Linked DNA regions of Homo sapiens: region 1 is linked to region 2. A link is an interaction called in ENCODE POLR2A ChIA-PET data of the cell type or tissue named here. Cell type or tissue: MCF 10A. All regions are shown on one strand.

Region 1 (8,000 bases), 340 kb after region 2:
CACCATTCCCAGCTAATTTTATATTTTTAGCAGAGATGGGGTTTCGCCATGTTGGCCAGGCTGGTCTCGAACTCCTGAGCTCAGGTGATCCGCCCGCCTCAGCCTCCCAAAGTGCTGGGATTACAGGTGTGAGCCACTGCACACGGCCAAATATATGCATTTTAAATACAAATAGATATTGTAAAATTATCCTTCAGAAAAGTTGATCCAATTTATATTCTCACCTTACTTCTTTTTGAGAGAATCTGTTCACATTTTTTTTTTTGAGACACGTCTCACTGTTGCCCAGGCTGGAGTGCCAGTGGCACAATCACAGCTCACTGGCACCCTTGAACTCCTGGGCTCAAGCAATCCTTCCACCTTAGCCTGTGGAGTAGTAGCTGGGACTATAGGCACGAACCACAATGCCTGGCTTTTTTTTTTGTTTGTTTTGAGATGGAGTCTCACTCTGTTGTCCAGGCTGGAGTGCAGTGGTGAGATCTCAGCTCACTGCCACCTCCACCTCCCGGGTTCAAGCAATTCTCCTGCCTCAGCTCCCGAGTAGCTGGGATTACAGGCGCATGCCACCACGCCCAGCTAAATTTTGTATTTTAAGTAGAGACGGGGTTTTACCATGTTGGCCAGGGTGGTCTCGAACTCCTGGCCTCAGGTGATCCACCCACCTTGGTCTCCCAAAGTGCTGGGATGACAAGCATGAGCCACCGCGCCCAGCCTAATTTTTGTATGTTTTTGTAGAGATGGAGTTTCACAAATTTCACAAAATATTTTTGGAGACATGGTGAAACCCAATATCTGGTGAGCTGGTTTGCAGACCAACTCAGGCTAGCCTCAAACTCCTGGACTCAAGCAATCCACCCACCTTGGCCATTCAAGATCAACCCATCTAACCACAAGCACAGAGCTTTCTCCAAGATGTGGCACTAAACAAGCTGCAGCCCAGAAACGAAAGCTGGTTATTTCCACTTTTCAGTTTCCAAATGCCTGTCATCCTGGCTACTCAGGAGGCTGAGACAGGAGAACCGCTTGAGCCCTGGAGTCCAAGGCTGCAAGTAAGCTGTCATAGTGCCACTGCACTCCAGCCTGGGTGGCAGAGCAAGAACCTGTCTCTAATATTAATAATAATAAATTAATGTAGTGAATCATGCAGATTGTCTAATATTGAGCTAGGCTTGTATTCCTGGGATAAACCCTGTGTGATCTAAGGGGTCAAGGGATGCTCGGTTGTGCACGCAACAACCCAGTCACGTGGCAGTTACACTATAAACGCATCAGTGTCTAACCCATCACAGTGATGTGACGTCAGTGGTCACATGAGAGCTCACTGCAGCCTCAACCTCTCTGGCTCAAGTGATCCTCCCGAGTGTGCCACCACACCCAGCTAATTTTGTTTCTCTTTTTTTTGAGACGGAGTCTCCTTCTGTCACCAGGCTGGAGGGCAGTGGCGCGATCTCAGCTCACTGCAACCGCCACCTCCTGGGTTCAAATAATTCTCCTGCCTCAGCCTCCCAAGTAGCTGGGACTACAGGTGCGCGCCACCACGCCCAGCTAATTTTTGTATTTTTTTTTTCTTTTTTCGAGTCGGAGTCTTGCTCTGGCGCCAGGCTGGAGTGCAGTGGCGCAATCTCAGCTCACTGCAACCGCCACCTCCTGGTTCAAGTGATTCTCCTGCCGCAGCCTTCTGAGTAGCTGGGACTACAGGCATGCACCACCACATCCAGCTAATTTTTCTATTTTTAGCAGAGATGGGGTTTCACCATGTTGGCCAGGATGGTCTCCGTCTCTTGATCTTGTGATCTGCCCGCCTGGGCCTCCCAGAGTGCTGGGATTACAGGCGTGAGCCGCCGCGCCTGGCCAATTTTGGTATTTTTTGTAGAGATGAAGTCTTACTATGTTGTCCAGGCTGGTCTCAAACTGCTGGGTCAAGCAGTCCTCCTGCCTTGGCCTCCCAAAGTTCTGGGATTACAGACGTGAGCCACTGCACCCAGCCAATGCATTTTCAATAGAAAAGATTCAAACGCTACTGAAATCTTGGAAATGAAGCCTGTCATTTCCTGTCACCTCTCCCCCCGACCCCACTCCTCTCTCCAGAAGGAGCCTACAGAACAGGCTGTTACAGATGATACATTCTCAGGCCTTTCACGGCATGCTTAGAAGTATTTGTATCTCATTTGTGCACTGTTTCATTTATTCTCACAACCAGAGAGGTTTGTATTATTAGCCCCCATTTGATGTATGAGAAAACTAAGGCTTAAGAATATTGGGTAATGTGCCAAAGGGCCCAGAGCTCATTACAGTCTCTTAATAATGGGGATAAAACCGGGTATGGTGGCTCAGGCCTGCAATCCCAGCACTTTGGGAGGCTGAGGTGGGCGGGTCACCTGAGGTCAGGAGTTTGAGAGCTGCCTGGCTTACATGGTGAAACCTCATGTCTACTAAAAATACAAAAATTAGCCGGGCGTGGTGGTGCACCCGTTATCCCAGCTACTTGGGAGGCTGAGGCAGGAGAATCACTTTAACCCAGGAGGCAGAGGATGCAGTGAGCCGAGATCACGCCCTTGCACTCCAGCCTGGGTGATAGCGCGAGACTCAGTCTCAAAAAAAAAAAAAAAAAAAAGAAAAAGAAAAAGAAAAGAAAAAAAGAGGTTCTGAGAAATGTGTAGATGATTTCACTGTTGTGCAAGCATCATAGTATATTTTACACAAACCTAAATACAAAAATCACCTGGCTGTATATTTCACACAAACCTAAATACTAACATACAGCCCAGGTACATAGTAGGCTCAATGGTATAGCCCACTATGTGATATAGATATGATATATGATATAGACAGCTTACTGCTCCTAGGTACGAACCTGTATAGCAGGTCACTATACTGAATACTATAGGCCGTTGTAACACAATGGAAAATGTTTGTGTATCTGAACACGTCTAAGCGTACAAAAGGTACAGGAAAAAATACAGGATTATAATCTTCTGGACCACCTTTGTATATATAGTCCTTTCAGGTCATATGGCTCAGGACTGTAGTTTGAACCCATGTTTCTCATTTTTTTTGTTTGTTTGTTTTTTGAGACAGAGTCTCGCTGTGTCGCCCATGCTGGAGCGCAGTGGCGCAATCTCGGCTCACTGCAACCTCTGCCTCCCGGGTTCAAGCGATTCTCCTGCCTCAGCCTCCCGAGTAGCTGGGATTACAGGCGCGCACCACCACGCCCGGATAATGTTTTGTATTTTAGTAGAGACGGGGTTTCACCATGCCGTCCAGGCTGGTCTCGAACTCCCAACCTCAGGTGATCCGCCCGCCTCGTCCTCCCAAAGTGCTGGGATGACAGGCCTGAGCCACCGCGCCCGGCCCACATTAAGTCTTTAAATGCCCCGCTGGGGACTAAGATGCCCCTGGTGGAATCCAGGAGCCCTGGTGGTGGCTTCTGCGGGGCCCAGGCCGAGATGAGGGAGAGGCCGGGAGGAGTGGACTGGGCTGGCCCGTGGGCCGGGGGTCGGTGGTTTCTCGTGCCCTCCCCTCGGCTCCAGGGATTTCCCCCGTGAAGCCGGCACCGAGGTCCGGACAGGAAAGCACTTTGAGCCATGGATTTATGTAAAATCCAGATGAGGAGCTGGAGCTGGTTTCTCCTCCCGCGTCAGGCGGCGCCACCGGAACGTCCTGGCGGGACACACACTCACGCCACACCCCCTGGCGGGTCTCTCGCCACGCGGAGAGAGCGCCCGAGCCCCCTTCGCCCCGCGAGGTTCCCAGGGTGTAGGCAGGCCCGGGGGGCGCCATCCGCCTTCCTGCGCGAGTCACGGACACGACCCGGGCCCTGAAGGCGTCTGCATCACCGCTCCCGCCGAAACCTCAGAAACCGAGGCCGAACACTCGCCGGGCTCCTCGCAGCGGCGGCGGGCGGTGACTCAGGGGTTCCCGACTGGATTAACCGCGCCTGGAGGACTAGGCAGCCCGGGCGACTTACCGCAGCCTCATCACGTGACCAGGACCTGCGGCCCCCGCCCCCGCAGACTCCGTCCCCGCGGGCCCCGCCCCCGCAGACTCCGTCCCCGCGGGCCCCGCCCCCGCAGACTCCGTCCCCGCGGGCCCCGCCCCCGCAGACTCCGCCCCCCGCGGGCCCCGCCCCCTCAAGGCCCCGCCCCCACGGGGGACCGCCCCGCAGGCTCCTCCCCGCGGACCCCGCCCCCCATGGACTCCGCCCCCACGAGCCGGGCCACGCCCCCTGAGGACTGCGCGGGAGCCTGGCTGGATCCGAAGCCCCTTCCAAGGAGTCTCCCCAGGATCCTCTGCTCACACCGGCAAGTGAAAGACCTTTTAAAAGGAATGGGGCTGGGCGCGATGGCTCACGCCTGTCATCCCAGCACTCTGGGAGGCCGAGGCGGGCGGATCACCTGAGGTCGGGAGTTCGAGACCAGCCTGGCCAACATGATGAAACCTCGTCGCTACTAAAAATACAAAATTAGCCAGGCGTGGTGGTGCATGCCTTTAATCCCACCTACTTGGGAGGCTGAGGCAGGAGAATTGCTTGAACTCGGGAGGCGGAGGTTGTAGTGAACCGAGATCACACCACTGTACTGTAGCCTGGGGGACAGAGCAAGACTCCATCTTAAAAAAAAAAAAAAAGTAATGGCAAAAACAGCAATTACTTTTGCACCAACCTAAATAGTAGGGTTCGAGGAGAGCTGAGCTGACCACTTTCTCCCAAGCAGTAGAAGCTTCCTTGTTGAAACAAGAGGGCCATTTGTCTCCAAGGTCTCTGTTTCTAGCCGCAGTGTTTCCTAACCCTAAACCTAGGCCTATTTCATCAAGGGTCAGCGGATTAGGAGTAGATGGCTATGGATCACCTTCCCTTTCCTAACAGGGTCTTCATTTCATGCAACATTTGCTGCCAGCTCATATGTGAAGATGTGAAAAGGGGGCAGCTGGGGCCTTTCAGAAGAGGGTCAGGAATCTGAGCCTCTTTGTCCATAGGGGAAATACTCTGAATGCAACTTCATCATGAGTGGGCACGTGTGTGTTTGGGGACTGTTCGCTGAAGAGTATAGGAAAGAGACAGCCGGGATCCCCTTTGAATTTGCAATTTAGAATGAGTGATCTAAGATGAGTAATAAGAGGTTGGAGATTCTCTTTTGAATGTGCGCTCTGGGGCTCTGGTATGGCTGCATCTGTTATAAAGAGGTTCTTGGGCCAGGTGCGGTGTCTCACACCTGTAATCCCAGCACTTTGGGAGGCCGAAGGGGGTGGATCACCTGAGGTCGGGAGTTGGAGACCAGCCTAGCCAACATGGGGAAACCCCATCTATGCTAAAAATACAAAAATTAGCTGGGCATGGTGGTGCCCCAACCTGGGCAACAGAGCGGCTACAGAGCCAGACTCTGTTTCGAAAAATAAATAAATAAAAGGAGGCAAAGGGATTATGTTTTTCTAGATGGATCTTCTTTCTCTTAATCTAGCTGCTCTTGAATAGCAAAGTATGGGAGGAACACACTTATGAAGAATAGCGTTGCTTTGACTTTTTAAGAAACACTAGTAAGCAGGATGGGCGCGGTGGCTCACGCCTGTAATCCCAGCACTTTGGGAGGCCGACGCGGGCGGATCACGAGGTCAGGAGATCGAGAGCATCCTGGCTAACACGGTGAAACCCCATCTCTACTAAACATACAAAAAAATTAGCCGGGCGTGGTGGTGGGCGCCTGTTGTCCCAGCTACTCAGGAGGCTGAGGCAGGAGAATGGCGTGAACGTGGGAGGCAGAGGTTGCAGTGAGCCAGAGATCACGCCACTGCACACCAGCCTGGGCAACAGAGCGAGACTCTCTCAAAAAAACAAACAAACAAGCAAAAATGCTAGTAAGCTACCTCTGCACTGTCAATGAGACACCCCCAGAAAACAAAGCGTGTGGTTTTGCTTTGGTGACCTTCACACCACGCACAATATCGGGGTTGCCGTCATCTCTTCGGCATCGGGGGGCCTGTTTCACTTTTTGTCTTGTTTTTACCCTCCGGAGAGAGGTGTTGTGTGTGTGTGTACCCGTGTTATACACGCTCACATAAAAGTCAGCCAGCATGATGATAATAGCTGATACTGCGTGAGTGCTAACGAGGGAACAGGCGCTGTGCGGGGTGTCTTCTTTTCACGATCTCGCTGGGTCTTGTTAACAATCTCAGTTAAAGCACTTACCGTCATTACTGAAGAGACTGAAGCTCAGAGAGGTTCAATACGTCGTGACACCAGGCCGTGAACCGGGTCTGTTCTGTCTCTAGAACCCACATCCTGACCTAAAGCATTGTGCTTTGCATCCGGAGCAGCAGCCTCGTGGACACCGGCCCCGTGAAGCTATTGCTGATGTGAACAGTCTTGAGTGATGCGGCTGCCTGAGGGGCACCAAAGCCTCCCCGGCTGCTCCTCTGATCATTTTATTCCTATCAGGGTTTGGGGCTTGGGCCCTGAATCCAAACAGAACTTTCCCTTTACAAGTCTTCCTGTACTTTCCTCCCCCCATCCTCCTTAGTTTCCATTGCTGAAAGGCTGATGTCATTAACACAGCCCCTCCTGAGGCAGGTGGGTGTCCCTGGCCAACCCCAAGGCTTTCTCCCAGTCTCTAAGCTGTAGCCCTGCCCAGAGGAAGGAAGAGCCCCAGGACCTTGTCAGGAGCAATTCTCAGCTTTTTACTGGGGATGTTATAGATGAGGCTTTATCTCTGGTGTCCCTGGACGGTGCTGATAACCCAGGTCATGTTCCTGTCTCCCCGAAGTAACCGGAGACATCTTGCACCATGAACAAACCGGGATGACGTGCCCGGGTTTCCACCTGGGGATCCATCTTTGTGTCTGCACCACGGAGGCCCCGAATAAAGTGAGGTCATAGCTCATCTAGGTGAAACTTGTTCTGCTTGATGTAACGGGAGGAGGGGAGAAAATGAAGCTGGACTGGCCAAAGATCAGGCTGAGAAATTCCTGGGCACAGTCTGGAGAGCCACTCCAATTACACCTGTCCCTCCATTTTCATGGGGGATTGGCCCCAGGACCCCTGGCAGATACCAGAATCCCAGGACGCCCAAGTCTCTTATATAAGGTGCTGTAATAGTTACATGTAACCTAATCACGTCTCCCATAGACTTTATTTAAAAAAATTTTTTTTAATGGAGACAGTGTCTTGCTATGTTGCCCAGGCTGGTCTTGAACTCCTGGCTTCAAGCGATCGTCCGAAAGTGTTGGGATTACAGGCGTGAGTCACCATGCCTGCCCCCGACCCCCGTGTACTTTAACTTATCTCTAGGTTATTTTTAATACCTAATACATTGCAAATGCTATGTGGTTGTTATGCTGTATTATTTGTATTTTTTATTTTTGTGGTGTTTTTTTTTAATTGTTTTCCTCCCAAATATTTTTGATCTGTGGTTGGTTGAATCTGAGGGTGCCCTTGGATAGGGATAGTGTGGCTTCCAGCCAGGTAGAGAAGGCCAACTATAAAACTTTGTAAAGAGCTCTATGGTTGCAGCACACCAACATGGCACATGTATACATATGTAACAGACCTGCACGTTGTGCACATGTACCCTAAAATTTAAAGTATAATAAAAAAAAAAAGAAAAAAGAGCTCTATTATATGCATACAAAAAAAGCTGGAAAATGCTAATTGGGGTGGTGTATTTTATGGGTCACATTTTACTCTTTTATTGTCTAAAAGTTTTTAAAATTCTGGCTTTATGACTTATATGACAGAAAAAAAAAACTGAATAAACTTATAGTTTTAAAAAATTGGCCAGGTGCTGTGGCTCACACCTGTAATCCCACCACTTTGGGCAGCTGAGGTGGGTGGATCACCTGAGGTCAGGAGTTCAACTGAGGTCAGCCTGGCCAACATGGTGAAACCCTGTCTCTACTGAAAATGCAAAAATTAGCCGGGCGTGGTGGCGGGCGTCTGTAATCCTAGCTACTTGGGAGGCTGAGGCAGGAGAATTGCTTGAACCCGGGAGGGGGAGGCTGCGGTGAGAGTC
Region 2 (8,000 bases):
CCAGGCATAGTGGTGTGCACCTGTAGTCCCAGCTACTTGGGAGGCTGAGGTGGGAGGATCACCTGAGCCCAGGAAGTCAAGGCTGCCAGTGAGCCATGATCACACCACTGCACTCCAGCCTGGGCCACAGAGTGAGACCCTGTCTCAAAAAAAAAACAAAAAAATCTTTTAGGATCCAGCTTCAGGTGTCTCCTTGAATTCCCCACCTTGTACCTGCACCGGTTACTCTGAACTTGTCCCTCTTTTCTCCAGCTTTTCCCACCCCACTCCCATCTGTCTCTTAGCTTAGCCCCACTCATTGTCCCATGTGTTGGTTCATCCTGACTTTCCTCGCAGAGCCTGCCCGGTGCACTGCATGTCCCCCACTGTGTTCTCACAGCACTCCGCCACCCAGGGCCCTGTGCCCACCGCATTATGGCATGAACTTACAGTGTTGTGCTTGGCCTTGTCTAGTTACACGCCCCAGTAGACCGGAAACTCCTTGAGGGTGGGAGCCACATCTGTTTGGTTTCTCTGTGTGTCCCCCTGCCTGGACCTAGAAATACTCGCCTGAATGGGGATGGCAGTGAGTTCGTGAATCACAGAGGCCGCCCCAAGTGCTCCAGGTTAGCTCTCTGCTCTAGTTTGCTCTTCTTTCTTAGGCCTGAGGCACTAAAGCTGATGAGGTTGCCAGAGCTTGCCAAAGACTGGACAGATTATCTGTTAGAAACCAAGGACGGCTGGGCGCGGTGGCTCACGCCTGTAATCCCCGCACTTTAGGAGGCTGAGGCAGGCAGATTGCCCGAGGTCAGGAGTTCGAGACCAGCCTGGCCTACATGACAAAACCCCATCTCTACCAAAAATACAAAAATTAGCTGGGCGTGGTGGCGCATGCCTGTAGTCCCAGCTACTTAGGAGGCTGAGGAAGGAGGATTGCTGGAACCCAGGAGATGGAGGAAGCAATGAGCTGAGGTCGTGCCACTGCACTCCAGCCTGGCGACAGAGCAAGGCTCCATCTCAAAAAACAAAAACAAACAAAAAAAAGGAAAAGGAATATATGTACCATTTTCATTTTAATTTTAAAAAATCTTTCTAGGCCAGGCACGGTGGCTCACGCCACTGTAATCTCAGCACTTTGGGAGGCTGAGGCGGGCAGATCATGAGCTCAGGAGATTGAGACCATCCTGTCTAACATGGCGAAACCCTGTCTTTACTAAAAATACAAAAAATTAGCCGGGCGTGGTGGCGGGAACCTGTAGTCCCTTCTACTCGGGAGGCTGAGGCAGGAGAATCTCTTGAACCTGGGAGGAGGAGCTTGCAGTGAGCCAAGATCGAGCCACTACACTCCAGCTTGGGTGACACAGCAAGACTGTCTCAAAAAAAAAAAAAAAATTCTAAATGTTTTCCTACTCCGTCAAACCACACACCTACCAAAAAAAAAAAAAAAAGCAGGGGGCTTATACTGTACATGTTGTTCTGTAACCTGAGATAAGAATTGAGTAGAAGAGACCGGGCGCGGTGGCTCATGCCTGTAATCCCAGCACCGTGGGAGGCCAAGGTGGGTGGATCACGAGGTCAGGAGTTCAAGACCAGCCTGGCCAACATGGTGAAACCCTGTCTCTACTAAAAATACAAAAATTAGCTGGGCGTGGTGGCGCATGCCTGTAATCCCAGCTACTCAAGAGGCTGAGGCGGGAGAATCGCTTGAACTGGGACCCTGGAGGTGGAGGTTGCAGTTACCCGAGATCGCAGCACTGCACTCCAGCCTGGGCGACAAAGGGAGACTCCGTCTCAAACAAACAAACAAAAAAAAAGAATTGAGTAGAAGAAAATACTTTGTCCTGGGAGGCAAATGGTTCTAGGCCCTCCTGGCCTCTCAGAGCTGATGAAAGCAGATCAGATAATCCTGGATCCCAAACCCAAGTTAGTCGGCTAGTTACCCTGGCCCTAAACCGAGACTGGTTCATGCTTGGAGGCATCTCCTTTGTGTTTTTCTCGCACCTTGTAGTATAATGCCCTGGGCCCAGCAAGCTCTGGAAAAATGTGTAATGCTGATGGAAGGGGTGATGAGCCACAGCAGGTAGCCTGGGGTCTCTTGTGTGGTCCTGTTTCTGGTGGCTGGTGGGGCACGTCGTGGGTGTGTGTTAGGAGCCAGCCAAGGTGGGGTGTCAGGCTCTCATACGTAACTTCTCACTCCCACCAGTAACCTGCTCATTGCATGGAAACTTGCTTGTCAGCTCCCCATGAAGAAGCTGGATCTGAAAAGCCTCTTGTCTCCTTTCTCTCTACCATTTCTCTTTATACCCCTTTTTTTCCCCGCTATAGCAAAGTACCCACGTTTGTTCGAATGCTGGCCCCAGAGGGAGCCCTGAATATACACGAGAAAGCCTGGAATGCTTACCCCTACTGCAGAACCGGTGAGTGCAGCCGGGGCCACGTCGGCCAGGCAGGGGCGGGCAGCAGAGCTGTGGGTCCCACCTGCGTGTTCCGGATTAGGCCAGGGAAAGGCTCGGGCTGGGTCCCTTCCGGCTGATGGTGGGTATCAGTGCTGTGTCCAGCACAGCTTGGTGGACAGCAGGGCGAGAAGCACCGGTCGTCACGGCCTGAGAGCACAGAGCCAGTCTCTCACTTGGGGATGCTGCGATTTTGATTATTGTTATTCATTATAACATTTTAGTATATTTTTCTAGTCATTTTTATTTATTTATTTATTTTTTGGGAGATGGAGTCTCGCTCTGTTGCCCAGACTGGAGCACAGTGGCGTGATCTCGGCTCACTGCAACCTCTGGCTCCCGGGTTCAAGCAATTCTGCTGCCTCAGCCTCCCGAGTAGCTGGGACTACAGGCGCATACCGCCACGCCTGGCTAATTTTTTGTATTGTAGTAGAGACAGAGTTTCACCATGTTGCCCAGGCTGGTCTCGACCTCCTGACCTCAGGTTATCCGCCCACCTTGGCCTCCCAAAGTGCTGGGATTATAGGTGTGAGCCACTGTGCCCAGCCCAGACACATTTTCTCGAAAAATTTTAGATCATTACTATTTATTTTATTATTATTTTTTTTTTGAGATGGAGCCTGGCTCTGTTGCCTAGGCTGGAGAGCAATGGCACAATCTTGGCTCACTGCAAACTCCGCCTCCTGGGTTCAAGCGATTCTCGTGCCCCAGCCATACAAGTAGCTGGAATTACAGGCATACACCACCATGCCCGGCTAATTTTTGTATTTTTAGTAGAGACGGTGTTTCACCATGTTGGCCAGGCTGGTCTCGAACTCCTGACTTCAAGTGATCCACCTGCCTCGGCCTCCCAGAATGCTGGGATTACTAATATGATTACTAATTTTTTAATTGCTTTTTTTGTCTCACTCTGTTGTCCAGGCTGGTGTCCAGTGGCACAACCACAGCTCACTGCAGCCTTAACCTCCCAGGCTCAAGTGATCCTTCTGCCTCAGCCTCCCAAATACCTGGGACTATAGGCATATGCCATCATGTCCGGCTAGGTTTTTTTTTTTTTTTTTTTGGAGAGATGGGGTCTCACCATGTTGCCCAGGCTGGTTTCAAATTCCTGGGCTCAAGCGATCCTCCCACCTTGGCCTCCCAAAGTGCTGGCATTACAGGCATGAGCCACTGTGCCTGGCCTAAGTTTCTCATTTTTCTTCAGTGAATGGATAACATTTTCCTTGTCACTAAGGTGTCTGGTGTTTTGTTTTGTTTTGTTTTTTAATTTATAATAGCTGCATAGTATTCCATCATATGAATGAACTGTGGCTTCTGCTGAAACAGCATGTTCTGTAATTGAGGATACAGGTATAATTATTTTCTTAATCTTGGCCAGTCTCCTGCATAGAGTTTCTTGAAAGGAAAGGAAAGATTTGAACCTCCACAGAGAACTTTCTATTCTAGTCCAGACATTCTTAAATTTCTTTCGAGTGATTCAGATTCTTAGCCTTCCAAGATTCCTAGGTTTCCAGGGCCATCTAGGAATAGACCTGTTGGGAGGGCCTAAGCTGGTACTGATTCATAACCCTGGGGAGTCCTGAGAGGTCCCCTGGCACTTGTCTGTGAGGTAGGTGACCTTTCCTCCCACCAGCCTCCATGTGTGGGTACAGACAGTGTTGGGCTGCGGGGTCCTCCCACCAGCCTCTGCTGACCTGTCCTCCTGCACTTGCTTTCTTTGTTGGCACCTGGTACTCCCTAGAGTCTGATGAGTCTGGGATCCTTACGTGACGCATATCACCCTTATCCTGTGGACTTTGGGAATGACTGCAATCCAGAATACGGGGTCATTGCTCTTTCCAACCCTCAGTGGCCCCACACAGGTTCAGGGACCTTGTATCAGGAGATTTGCGGTCATTGGTGGGGTCTGGGATGTGTAACCCTTAGAGTTTTCTTGCTGTAGCTGAAGCACAGCCCTCCCTACTCCTTAAGCACTGGGCTGGAAGTTAGATTCTTGGAAATGAGGGATGCACAGATGTTCTTAAAAGACAGGGTCGGGCACGGTGGCTCATGCCTGTAATCCTAGCACTTTGAGAGGCTGAGGCAGGCGGATTACTTGAGGTCAGGAGTTCAAGACCGGCCTGGCTAACTTGGTGAAACCCCGTTTCTACTAAAAATACAAAAAGTTATCCGGGCATGGTGGTGCATGCCTGTAACCCCAGCTACTTGGGAGGCTGAGGCAGGAGAATCGCTTGAACCTGGGAGGCGGAGGTTACAGTGAGCCGAGATCGTGCCATTCCACTCCAGCTTGGACAACAAGAGCAAAACTCCGTTTATTAAAAAAAAAAAAAAAAAAAAAAAAAGGCAGTATGCAGTGTGGCTGGGTGTGTCTGGTCTAGGGCCAAAGGTGGATTTTCTTGATGTCTAAGAGAGTCGCAGTGAGCATGTGTTGCAAGTGTGGACATCTCCCTGCCTGGGGCAGGGTTCTGGGTACACAGCTTGTGCCAACTGAGAGATGCCCCTGTTCTCTGTGTCATTCTGGGAAGAGTGTTGCGGCTGACATGGGCATTTTTCTGCACGTTAAATGTTCATATATTGATCCTTGGCCAAAAGAAAAGAAAAACATAATTTCTGTATCAGCACCATGCGCTAACCAATTGCGCCACTGGAGCTCCACTGGAAAAATGTAATTTCTAAATATTTCATGGAGACAGGGAGTAGGGGAAGGAAGGTTGGTTTCCTCAGTGGGTGCTGACCTCCTATTCAGGATACACCTTCACACAGAATGGATATGTTGAATCTTAGATCTGTTTAGTTAGACACTTGCTCTTTTAAAATAAGAGATACCAGCAGGCAAGGAAGGCTACTTTCCAGTTCCCTCTGGGGGCTGATGGGAGAGAGGTTATTAGTTCAGACATCTTAGCTTGGCCTCAGTAGATCCAAGTTTGAAGGAAGATAGATGAAGGAGCATGAAGTAAAATGCCTCATGGCTTTTGGAAGGCTCTTCCTTTCTCTGAGCGGAGTGAAAACAGATTGGGACACCCTGGTAATGATCAGCTCTTGCTGTTCTTAGCTTGTTTCCCTCTCTCTTTTTCCCTTGAAGCTGATGGGATGGGCTGGAAGTGAGGAGAGGGTAAGATAGGAGTTGGTCTGTGAATGAATGAAAGTGGGAAAAGGAAAAGAAAGTTTGTTTCTCCTTCCATCTCTTCCTGGAACTATAGTCCTCGGCTGGATACAGTATCACTAAGCCATGCTTTTATTTATTTATTTTAAATTTTTTTATTTTTTGAGACAGAGTCTCATTCTGTCACCCAGGCTGGAGTACAGTGGTGCAATCTCGGCTCACTGCAACCTCCGCCTGCTAGGTTTAAGCAATTCTCCTGCCTCAGCCTCCCAACAGACAGTGTTGGGCTGTGGGGTCCTCCTCCTGTCAGCCTCCATGTGTGGGTACAGTGCCTGGGATTACAGGCATGCGCCACCACACCCGGCTAATTTTTATATTTTTAGTAGAAACGAGGTTTCACCATGTTGGCCAAGCTGGTCTCGAACTCCTGACCTCAGGTGATCCGCCCGCCTTGGCCTCCCAAAGTGCTGGGATTCCAGGCGGGAGCCACCGTGCCCGGCCCTGCCATGCATTTAAAATGCCTTATTAGTCTCATTTGGAAATCTCTGCTCTCCCACTGCAAAAGATTTCCTGCGGCTTTTCTGTGTACTTTGGGTTACAGTTTGAACAACAGGGAATACTGGAATGCAGAGGTGTTTGAGGGCCTGGGAGGGCTGGAGAAGGTTTGGGGAGGATTGTTTGATCACCCAAGTTTGCATGAAAAGGTCAGCAAGGGCTGTCACCCTCATGATTTCGGAAAACCAGGTTGTCAGAACTGAGTGGATCTGTCTCTCGGGGTCTCACAAAGATGAATGTGTAAAAACCCCAGCGCCAGTCTATGAAGTTACACTAAAACGCAGAATTGCTACCGAAACGGGACATTCCCATTCGATGATCAGGGCATTCTTTTCTTGTGGATTCTTCTACATGAGAAACCAAATTATAATCAGAATGCCAATGTGTGGCAAAGAATGTCCGCTTGGCTGAGTGATCAGATTCTTGGGTCCATTGATGAGCACGTCTCGGAGAGGCCGAACTAGGAGAGACTTTCTTAGAGGAGATAGATTCAAAAAAGGTGCTTAGTTGGAGAAGTTTAGTGGCTGGTGTCATCAGACCAGGCCATCCTGGCACTGCTGCCCCCACTCCAGGGATGGCGCTGCCAGAGATGCCACATGCGGGGGCTGGGCCTCCGGGGCCCACCACGGCACAGGAGAATTTCTGCTGACGAGATACTATACCCATGATTTCCTTTTCTTATTCTAACGTGGTTTTCTTGAAGCTGCTAACAGGGCAGTTACTTCAGTGTAGGCCTTTCAGTTGTAATCTTAATCTGGTGCTTCCTTCTAAGTGTCTTTCGTTGGGTATGGGGGAATTACTGACAGTCTTTTGGGTTATTTCTGTGCGTGATAGCTCTTACTCTTTATATTTCAACTTTGCCTCATTTTGTGCTCCGGGGTCACCTTAACTTCAGTTCTGGAGTTTGTTACCCCACACACTCTACAAACATGGCAGTGGGGCAGCCAGCAGAAGTGGACATAGGTCCTAAATTCAGAGGGTACAGAATGAACCGGGCGGTCTCAGGAGCAGAGCTAGTCTGTTCCCCAGTGACATGAGAGGTGCAGTCATTTTCTCTGATAAATAATTGAACCATGCTTTCTAAGGGGTTCCCATTACAATGAGCAGGAGTGCAGAGCCTGGGAGGTTTGATTACAGCGAGAGGAAGGGTGCAGGAGGCAGATACAGTGCATGGCCAAAGCACCCTGCTCTGTGCCCCGGGAGGTAGAGGCTGGGGTAGGGGTGGGAGGCGCCGGAGAACGCTCTGATGCCAGAGTGATGAGTTGCGGCACCTCTGCTGATCAGAGCTGGTCCCTGTCAGTGCCCTGCTGAAAAGAATCCCAAGAAGCCCATAGCGGCGTCGCTTTAATTAAATTCCCTGTTTGGTTTTTTGGGATGTTTGTCTGAGTGAAATTTGAGGGTTGGTGCGTTAAGGTATTTCTGACTCACTGGGGCTTGGAGGTGACCGTGGAATAAGCCACAGGGAGTAAAGTACACTCTGCCATTCGTCCTCCTTGTGGGGGGTGGGGGGCAGATATTTCTTCATCTTCATTAATCTTTTTCTCTCTTCTTTCCATGTCCTTGCCTCGGAGCAGTTATTACAGTAAGTATTGTCAAGGGGGTTGGAACTGTAGATGATGTATAAGAACAGGAGAGAGAAAAATGTAACTGCACTGGTGGTCTTGGGTGTTCTTTCCCTTGGCTGATGTTTGGAGTTGCTGAGGCTCAGTCCTGTCAGTGGACTAACAAGGAACCTGTTAACTGGCATGATGACCTCCTGCTTTAAGCTGCATTGGCCTGCGGCTCCATTAAGTGCATCCTGGCTGTGGGTCTGACATGGACACAGTGGCTCGAGGCCCTGCCTCCCCAGGTCACACCTTTTCAAGGTTGTAGAGAGAGCTCCATTCAACTGACCTGACCGACATCCCTTC

The links. ChIA-PET counts read pairs that join two places held together with the same protein. Peaks named below come from ENCODE experiments on the same cell type or tissue, not always from the same donor. Only the 100,000 strongest peaks of a DNase experiment are listed, where the experiment ranks them.
Region 1: POLR2A ChIA-PET joins it to region 2 with 5 read pairs; 2 of 35 experiments call an interaction of 5 or more read pairs at or near these places.

What each region holds. Positions count from the first base shown.
Region 1 is chr17:1,199,516-1,207,515 of GRCh38, reverse strand. It overlaps a transcript of ABR not described here. Among named protein-coding and RNA genes, the nearest start is that of ABR-AS1, 22 kb to the right of the region's middle. RefSeq lists an enhancer at 7,860-7,909. In MCF 10A, no CTCF peak of the experiment used is centred here; no DNase peak of the experiment used is centred here.
Region 2 is chr17:1,542,692-1,550,691 of GRCh38, reverse strand. PITPNA (phosphatidylinositol transfer protein alpha) reads left to right here. Exons shown (of 12, transcript NM_006224.4): 4 at 2,305-2,396; 5 at 7,665-7,672. Among named protein-coding and RNA genes, the nearest start is that of PITPNA, 16 kb to the left of the region's middle. RefSeq lists enhancers at 1-65, 7,748-8,000. In MCF 10A, no CTCF peak of the experiment used is centred here; a DNase peak (open chromatin) is centred at 4,861.